Linked DNA regions of Homo sapiens: all the other regions are linked to region 2. Evidence: read pairs that join two places in POLR2A ChIA-PET (ENCODE). Cell type or tissue: HepG2. All regions are shown on one strand.

Region 1 (2,500 bases), 170 kb before region 2:
TATTACCTTACTGAATCCTCACAACCTGCTGAAGAGGGTACTGCCCTGTTGTATAAATGAGGGCATGGAGGCTCAGAGAAGATAAGTAACTTGCTCAAGATCACACAGCTACTAAATAGCCATGCCAGAACTTACTTAGTCTGCCAGAACGTTGATGGTCTTAACCACAAAGCTACACCCTTCCCCAAAGATAGCGTGTCATTGGCCCCAGCATGCCCCGTACCCACAGGGCAATCATGTCCACACCATGGGCAAGTGGCTTTATAGGAAGGCCACGCATGGGGGATCAAGTGGCCTTGGGTTTTGGTCCCTGTTTACCCACAGACTGTGGCAGCTATGGACAAGTCATTTAACTTTCCTGGACCCTGTTTTGATCAAACAGAATGTACTGGATTAAAGTTTTTCAGTCCAAGTCTTGTGGAACATTAATCACTTACATTTTATACCCGAGAGGTTAGGGATAAAAGAGGAGCCAAAGACATAATGAGCTAACCCTCTGTCCTGGGACTCTGGCTAGGGGAAGAAGTGGAACACATTTGTTACCAAACAGAACTGGGTGACCCTCAGTTCCCTTCTATCTTGAAAATTCTGAAACTCTACTGAAAATTCTGAAATTCTCCTGAAAATTCTGAATTTTATGTGACAGGAGAGGACAAAGAAGAAAAGGACTTCAGGGAGTCATGTGGGAGGTGGCAGGGTGGCCATCTCAAAGCTATGTTTGCACAGCGACTACAGTGTACATGCTTAGCTGGTAAGCTTATTTGAGGTGCTTCTGGAGTGAGGGGGCTGGTGGAGATAATGGGAAAGGAAGCTAAATTCCTCCTCTTGAAATGACTAGTATTGCATACAGCAAGCACTCTATAGATGCTGATAGAACTGAATTCAAAGGAAAAAAGACCTGGATCAAACTGATAGAAGTTGAGCTGCTGCTCAAGATGTATGAATATCTCAAAAATGCTAACAATTGCTTTTGTTCTCAGCCACCCACCCTGCCATAAGCCATTTTCAGTCTCAAGATCAATTCTTTTTCGTGAGAATGAGCATACCTCTTTCAGCAGGATAACCACAGGTAAACCTCCCCCTGCACCCCCTGCTGCCATCCTACGCGCTTGGAATATGAACAAAGGTGAACTGTCTGGCTGATAAAGAATTCTGCTTGTTTTCATTTGTATCTTTGCCCAGGGTCGTGGCAAATATTGTTTCATGGGTTTCCAGCTTTGTTTTTGGAGCTCAAAGGATAAAGTGCTCCCACAAGAAAGAATAAAGAGAGAGGAAAGAAGGTAACGAAAAAAACTATTTCATTCAAACAGCAGAAGTCCTTTCTTCCCAGGAAAGGTGACAGTATGCTACATCCTCTGTCTGAGCTGCCAAAGTCTCCATCTAGAGATACTGACAGCAACAATAAACTTAAAGAATTTTTTTATACTTGTATTCTAAAAACAGGACTTAAGAGAAGACTAAAGTCTTCTGATTCCCAGCTGATGTTTTTACCATAAAACTAGGCTGCCTCATGAACATATTCCCTGGGCCACAAAAAGGTTGACTCATAATAGGCACTCAATAAATATTTGTTGAATGAATTAAAGAACAAAAGAAAGGAAAAGGCACAGAAGGTATGTATCAAGGGCTGTCAACATAAGAGGACCAATTGGTTGACATTTAAAAAGCTTTGTGTATCTTTGAACTCAGGTCCAGAATAGTCCCTCCCTCATCCTTCTCCATGTTTTAAAATACCATTCATTATTCAAGTCTCAGACCAAGTTTTTCTTCTGAGAAGCTTTCCCAGGTCAACCCAGCCCTGTGGAGCTAGTTTATTCTTTTGAGTTCTAACAATTCTTATTACTACCACTTAATTAACCATGTTCTACCAGGTGGCAGTTTTTTTTTTTTTTTTTAAAGACAGAGTCTAGCTCTGTCTCCCAAGCTGGAGTGCAGTGGTGCAATCGTGGCTCACTGCAGCCTTGACCTCCTGGGCTCAAGTGATCCTCCCATCTCAGCCTCCTGAGTAGCTGGGACTACAGGTGCACCACCATGCCTGGCTAATTTTTATTTACTTATTTATTTTTTGTAGAAATGGGGGTCTTACTACGTTGCCTAGGCTGGTCTTGAACTCCTGGGCTCAAACAATCCTCCTGCCTTAGCCTCCCAGAGTGCTGGGATTATAGGCATGAGCCACTGCATCTGGTGCAACTTTTTTTTTTTTTCTCATTTTGTCATCCAGGCTGGAGGTCAGTGGCACAGTTGTGGCTCACTACAGCCTGGACCTCCTGGGCTCAAGCATTCCTTCCATCTCAGCTTCCCAAGTAGCTGGGACTACAGGCGTGCACCACCATACCCAGCTAATTTTTTTAGTTTTTGTAGACATGGGGTTTCACTATGTTGCCCAGGTTGGTCTCAAACTCCTGGGTTCAAGTGATCCTCTCCCCTTGACCTCCCAAAATGTTGGGATTACAGGGGTGAGCCACTGCACTCAGCCTAAGCTAATGTCATCATTTATTCC
Region 2 (2,500 bases):
CACAGGAAAGAATTAAAGTGTCCCCATGGGAAGCACAGTGCCCTGCATGTCCCAGTGTTGTTCCCTACTAGGACTGGCCAGTGAATGCTCTGGTTTTTGCAACTGTCTCTTTAATTTTTGTACCAAAGGGAGGCAGGGCCCAGACCATGGAGGTGTGAAGCTCACGAGTTTGGCAGGCTGGGCTCATCTGGAGCCCAGTATTAATTAATTGGTGTTTATGCAACAGTATGTGCCCATCTGGCCCCGTTTCTGTCTGAATCTTGTGCTCAGAACCTTGGAGAATGCATCTCCCTCATGACTTTTCTAGACTTTGATGCCCAGACAACAGCAGATGCGGGTGTTAAAATAATAGCACCAACACTGCAACTCTAAAAGGGGAAGGTACCCTCTTGAGGACTCAAAGTTAAATTACAAATAGCTGGAAGACAATTTTTTCCAGGGCTCCTGCAGCCACTGAACGTTTCCAAGGAGAAAGACAGCACCGATTGTGAGTGAAGAGTGCCCTCTGCTGGCCGGTATTAGAAAACTTCAGTTGATTACTTCGTCCATGCCTCCCGGAGGGCTCCAGCTCCGCTGCCGGGTGGCAAGTCTCAAGTACCCTATTTAGTTCTTTTTTAAAATCTGAACTGAAAACAAAAAGTCTTCTTTTCCTAAAAGGATAAGAGATGAAAGAAAGGACAAGGTCAAGGAGCATTTTATTCCACTCCTCGCTTGCGTTTTTTTTTTGCTGGTGCACTAGAAATGGCCCTGTGGATGCTGTAGCGTGACATCTGCCTCAGAGAATACAAGTAACTTGGGGAGAGCAATCAAGTGTCCACAGGTGGCCCACAGCAGTGCCCCATTTCCATTTTAAGAGGCTGTCCTCTTGACTAGACTCCAAAGTGTACAGAGAGACACTCCGAGCCAAAACTGCTGCTTCCTTGCAGAAAACCCCAGCAGGTCTGTGCCCAGGGGGCAGGGGGCTCCTGGTGGCTGAGCAATCACAGTGGCTGAGAGCTGGCGCTGGATGGGTTGCTCTAGAATCATCCAGCCTGTGACACACGCCCAGACTCAAGCCCAGGACAGCACTCATCTGGCCTCTAGTAAGGCTGCTGCCTCCCCACAGCTGGGGCCCTCGTGGATTCCAGCCCCAGCACCACCCCTGCCCCACTCCCTAGGAACAACCCTGACTTCATCAGTGAGTTCTAACTCTCCTGGCTTTCTGCTCACTCAGACTTTACGCACGGGAGCCAACCTGGCTGAGCTTCAAACCCCTTCATCACTTCACAGCTGCAAGATGTCCCCATTGTGAACTTGACTTTCCTCCTCTGGAACAATAATGGGAGCCGCTATTTACCAAAGGTCCACTAACTGCCAGAAACTTCAAAGTAATCCTCATGACCACGCTATGGGACTGTGAGGGAGCTGATCTCCCCGAATCAAGGGCAAGAATTATTTAAAACAATGACGCTACCCAGCTTCGCTACCCAGCTTCCCAGCTTCGCTACCCAGATAAGGAAAGGCTCTGCCCCATCTACCATCTTCTTCCCTCCATTATGCAGTCTGAGTTCATCAGTTTCCATATGCAAAGTGCATTAATCAGAGGGGAGAGAAACAAGGACAGAGAGAGAAAAGAGAATACCAGAGGTGGGGTAGAAGAGGAAAGTCTTCTGGGGCAAAGCAAATGGAAGGAGAACTTTAGCAGAGTCCAGGGAAGGGCAAGAGAGGTTTCAGAACACCTGCAAGGTGGCTGGGCCATGGCTCACGCCTGTAATCCCACGACTTTGGGAGGCCAAGGCAGATGGATCACTTGAGGTCAAGAGTTCGAGACCAGCCTGGCCAATATGGTGAAACTCTGTCTCCACTAAAAATACAAAAATTACTTGGGCGTGGTGACGTGCACGTGTAATCCCAGATACACTCGGGAGGCTGAGGCAGGAGAATCACTTGAACCCGGGAGGCAGAGGTTGCAGTGAGCTGAGATCATGCCACTACCTGAGAGTAGTTTCCTAAAAGAGTTGGTATTGGTTATAAAATGGATCCCCCTTGACTATTCTTTGAGAGACACAAATAAAAAGAACTGCCTTTATTGTTAGCTAATGGATTTCAAATCTCTGAATGTAACCAAAGCCTAAGTCTGGAGGATTGTGGACTTTGCTATTTGCTTAGATTACATTACAATTTTATAGGTAAAAAAACAGGCGGAGACAGCCAGTAACTTGCTAAGGGTCACCCAGCTCATGAATGGCAGAGCTTAAATTCAACATCTCCACAACCCCAGCTCTATCTGTGAGGCTCTCTGCCTCTGAACCAGAGGAACAATAATCCTGCCTAAGGGGTCAGGTGAGGGGTGAGCGTGAGATGAGCCGTGTACACTCAGCTTTGCACAATGAATTGCACACTGTGGGTGAAGCCACAAATAACAGTCCCTTTCCTTCCCCTCCCTTTGTCCTAATCACCGAATTCTCCCTTGTTCTTAAGACCCAGTTCCTGCTTGATAACCTAGTTCTCACTGCTAGAT
Region 3 (2,500 bases), 210 kb before region 2:
ATTAGGCCAAATGTGTTTCAGAATTATTGGTTTTTAACCCCCAAGGTGAGAAAAGGTCTTCAAACTCAGAACTATAATTTTCCTCTTGTATGCTTATCAGTGATTTCAACAAAGGGACTGCAAGCTTTGTGGACTTTGACAAACCACCAGGAACTGTTCCGGGAGGCATCCCTGCTATCTTTGTCTTGGCTAATCTCAAACATGGAAGCCACATTCTTGTGTTTGTTTTCTCCGGCCGTGAGTTTGGTTGCCAGTTGCCTCACATTAGGCATCCAAGGGGGATTTGATTTCCTTTTTGATAAAATGGCTCAACTCTTTCCTCCATATTAAGATAAGGTGCTATGAGGAAAAGATCCCAATTTCCTTCTTAAAAAAAAAAAAAAAGCTGGGGTTTGTTTTGTTTTTGTTAATGAGGGAACAGGGACAGCCTGGATAACTAAAATCCACAAAACACCCTGAGTTAGTTCAGTCTCAAACCCAAGCTGCAGACAGGCTTTCGGGCTGCTGGATTGAGACTCCAACAATCTCTTGCCCCGTCTCATGGAAGTGCTAAAGAGCAGATGATGAGAGAAGTCGCAAGAGAGTCTGGGCAAACCCACAAATTAAACCATCAACTCTCAGGTACATAAAACTGAACATATTAATGTTAGAGGGATGACGTTTATTCTCTGTATATCAAGCTCTGTCTGCCTGAGCCAGTCAGCACCAAAAGCAGATTCAGCACCTATGGCTTCTTGGCCAAAGTCTCCCTGTGAGGTGGTTGCTTTCGGGGGAGCCTTGAATAAGGGAGAGGTATAAGGAGGACAGTTGGCAGTTGGCTGAGCTCACACAATGCTGGCAGGAGCCTCTGAAACCATGCTCAGAGGCCCTGCCCAAACCAGCTTCCTATAAAACACAAATTAAAAAAACAGGGGTAGAAAGAAATCACACTTTATGACAATTTCTGTAGTCCTCCTAGCTTCATTTCCTCCTGGCCTCCCCTGTTTCCTTCAAGTCCAAAACACATGGTAGCAAAATACTATAGCTCTCTAGTGTTTGTAATAAACTGCATGGCAAAATGAAGGAAAGGTGGGGGTAGGCGGCAAGCGAGATGGATTTCTTCCGGTACACCCGGGAGAAGCAATTAATTTTACTACAAATTTGGAGAGGGTGAATGTTCATGGCATACCATTTTGTTTCTGAGAGAAGACTCAAGCAAGTCATTACCTTCATTCTTCTTGGTACCACTGAGTTTTTGCCCCCACATTGGAAAAGTAACCTCTCCTACTTGCCTGCCATGGGGAAATTCATTTTTGCTGAGTGAAGGTTTATGGGCTGAAAAAAAGAGCCTTGGGAAATAATTCAGTAAAATACAGGACTCTGAGAGGTGAAGCAGGCAGCAGCCTAGGTTACAAACATAATCTCTAAGCAGAGCCAGTAAAATAAAACAAAACCACTGTTTCAGACGCTGTATTTCTGGCTAAGGTTTCACTCTGCAATAACTTTCAAAGTTACTCGTTTTAGTCAACATTATAAGGGTAAGTCAACATTTGTCCTGGCAGCAAGCCCAAATCTGTTATTTTATTAGTCTGCTACTGGTTAAATTGGCCCAAGATTAAACACATCTAATAAACAGCCCTAAAACATTGAAGTTTAGCAGAAAACCACATTCAATTCTCTTTACACAGGATGTTACTATTACTTAACCTTGGGCAGAGGGAGAACTGCACACCCACACCCCTGTTAAGTTCCTTTTAGCAAACACCAGCCCCCACTGCCTGAAACTCATCTTGGTCATGCCCAGACATGATGCTACAGACCTTCAGAGAAAGAGGAAGCCAAATATTTAGCTCTCTCTGCGGTCCCTGGCTCCACATCTGCCTTCTGAGGCAGAAAGGGCCAGATGCTCAGAGCTGGAGAACTTTAAAGAGTTCAACCTCCTTAAAAATTAGGAGAGTTGCCAGCAGCATCAAGTCTCTGTGGCCCTTATGGGAAGGCCAGCCATGGGCCCGGAGGATGTTTTCTCACATCAGGTTATGCATTTTTGGCAAGAATGCCACAGAAATAACGTGCCTATAATGCCACACCCATCCGCCGGTCTGGAAAATGGGGCTGGACATCCCTGGTTGGATGATGCCAACAAGGCACCCAGAGGTAGAAAAGGTCTCCTGGTCACACAACGAGGCACCCAGAGGTAGAAAAGATCTCCTGGTCACAGCCACGGGGTCCAGAGGACAGTCTCTGTGACTTTGGGGTTCCGGAGTCAGTCATTTCCTACTGACTTCTTGGAAACCTTTGGGTGGAATATATGTTCTGCATTTGTTTATCACTGTAAAAGGGATTCCCTCGCTTCCCCTTGGGTGGGGTTGGAGAAGGAGGAAAAGGATGCCACTGGAGTTCCATTCCTGCTTCTTTAAGGACATTTTCTGGGCTCTCTCAGAGCTTAGGAATAATCTGAATGCCTCTGCAGCAAGTGACAAAGTTCTTATCACTCTGGCCCAAAGAGTGCATTGATTCTTTG

What was found. Peaks named below come from ENCODE experiments on the same cell type or tissue, not always from the same donor. Only the 100,000 strongest peaks of a DNase experiment are listed, where the experiment ranks them.
Region 1: POLR2A ChIA-PET joins it to region 2 with 19 read pairs; 19 of 35 experiments call an interaction of 5 or more read pairs at or near these places.
Region 3: POLR2A ChIA-PET joins it to region 2 with 15 read pairs; 6 of 35 experiments call an interaction of 5 or more read pairs at or near these places.

Annotation. Positions count from the first base shown.
Region 1 is chr3:56,817,634-56,820,133 of GRCh38, forward strand. It overlaps a transcript of ARHGEF3 not described here. Among named protein-coding and RNA genes, the nearest start is that of ARHGEF3, 17 kb to the left of the region's middle. In HepG2, no CTCF peak of the experiment used is centred here; DNase peaks (open chromatin) are centred at 718, 1,168 and 1,618; H3K4me3 peaks cover 865 bases.
Region 2 is chr3:56,988,577-56,991,076 of GRCh38, forward strand. It overlaps a transcript of ARHGEF3 not described here. Among named protein-coding and RNA genes, the nearest start is that of ARHGEF3-AS1, 50 kb to the left of the region's middle. In HepG2, a CTCF peak has its summit at 488 (motif pointing left); DNase peaks (open chromatin) are centred at 505, 1,325 and 2,175; H3K4me3 peaks cover 1,840 bases.
Region 3 is chr3:56,782,281-56,784,780 of GRCh38, forward strand. The region is part of intron 1 of ARHGEF3 (Rho guanine nucleotide exchange factor 3); the gene reads right to left. Among named protein-coding and RNA genes, the nearest start is that of ARHGEF3, 18 kb to the right of the region's middle. RefSeq lists an enhancer at 1,524-1,923. In HepG2, no CTCF peak of the experiment used is centred here; DNase peaks (open chromatin) are centred at 171 and 1,541.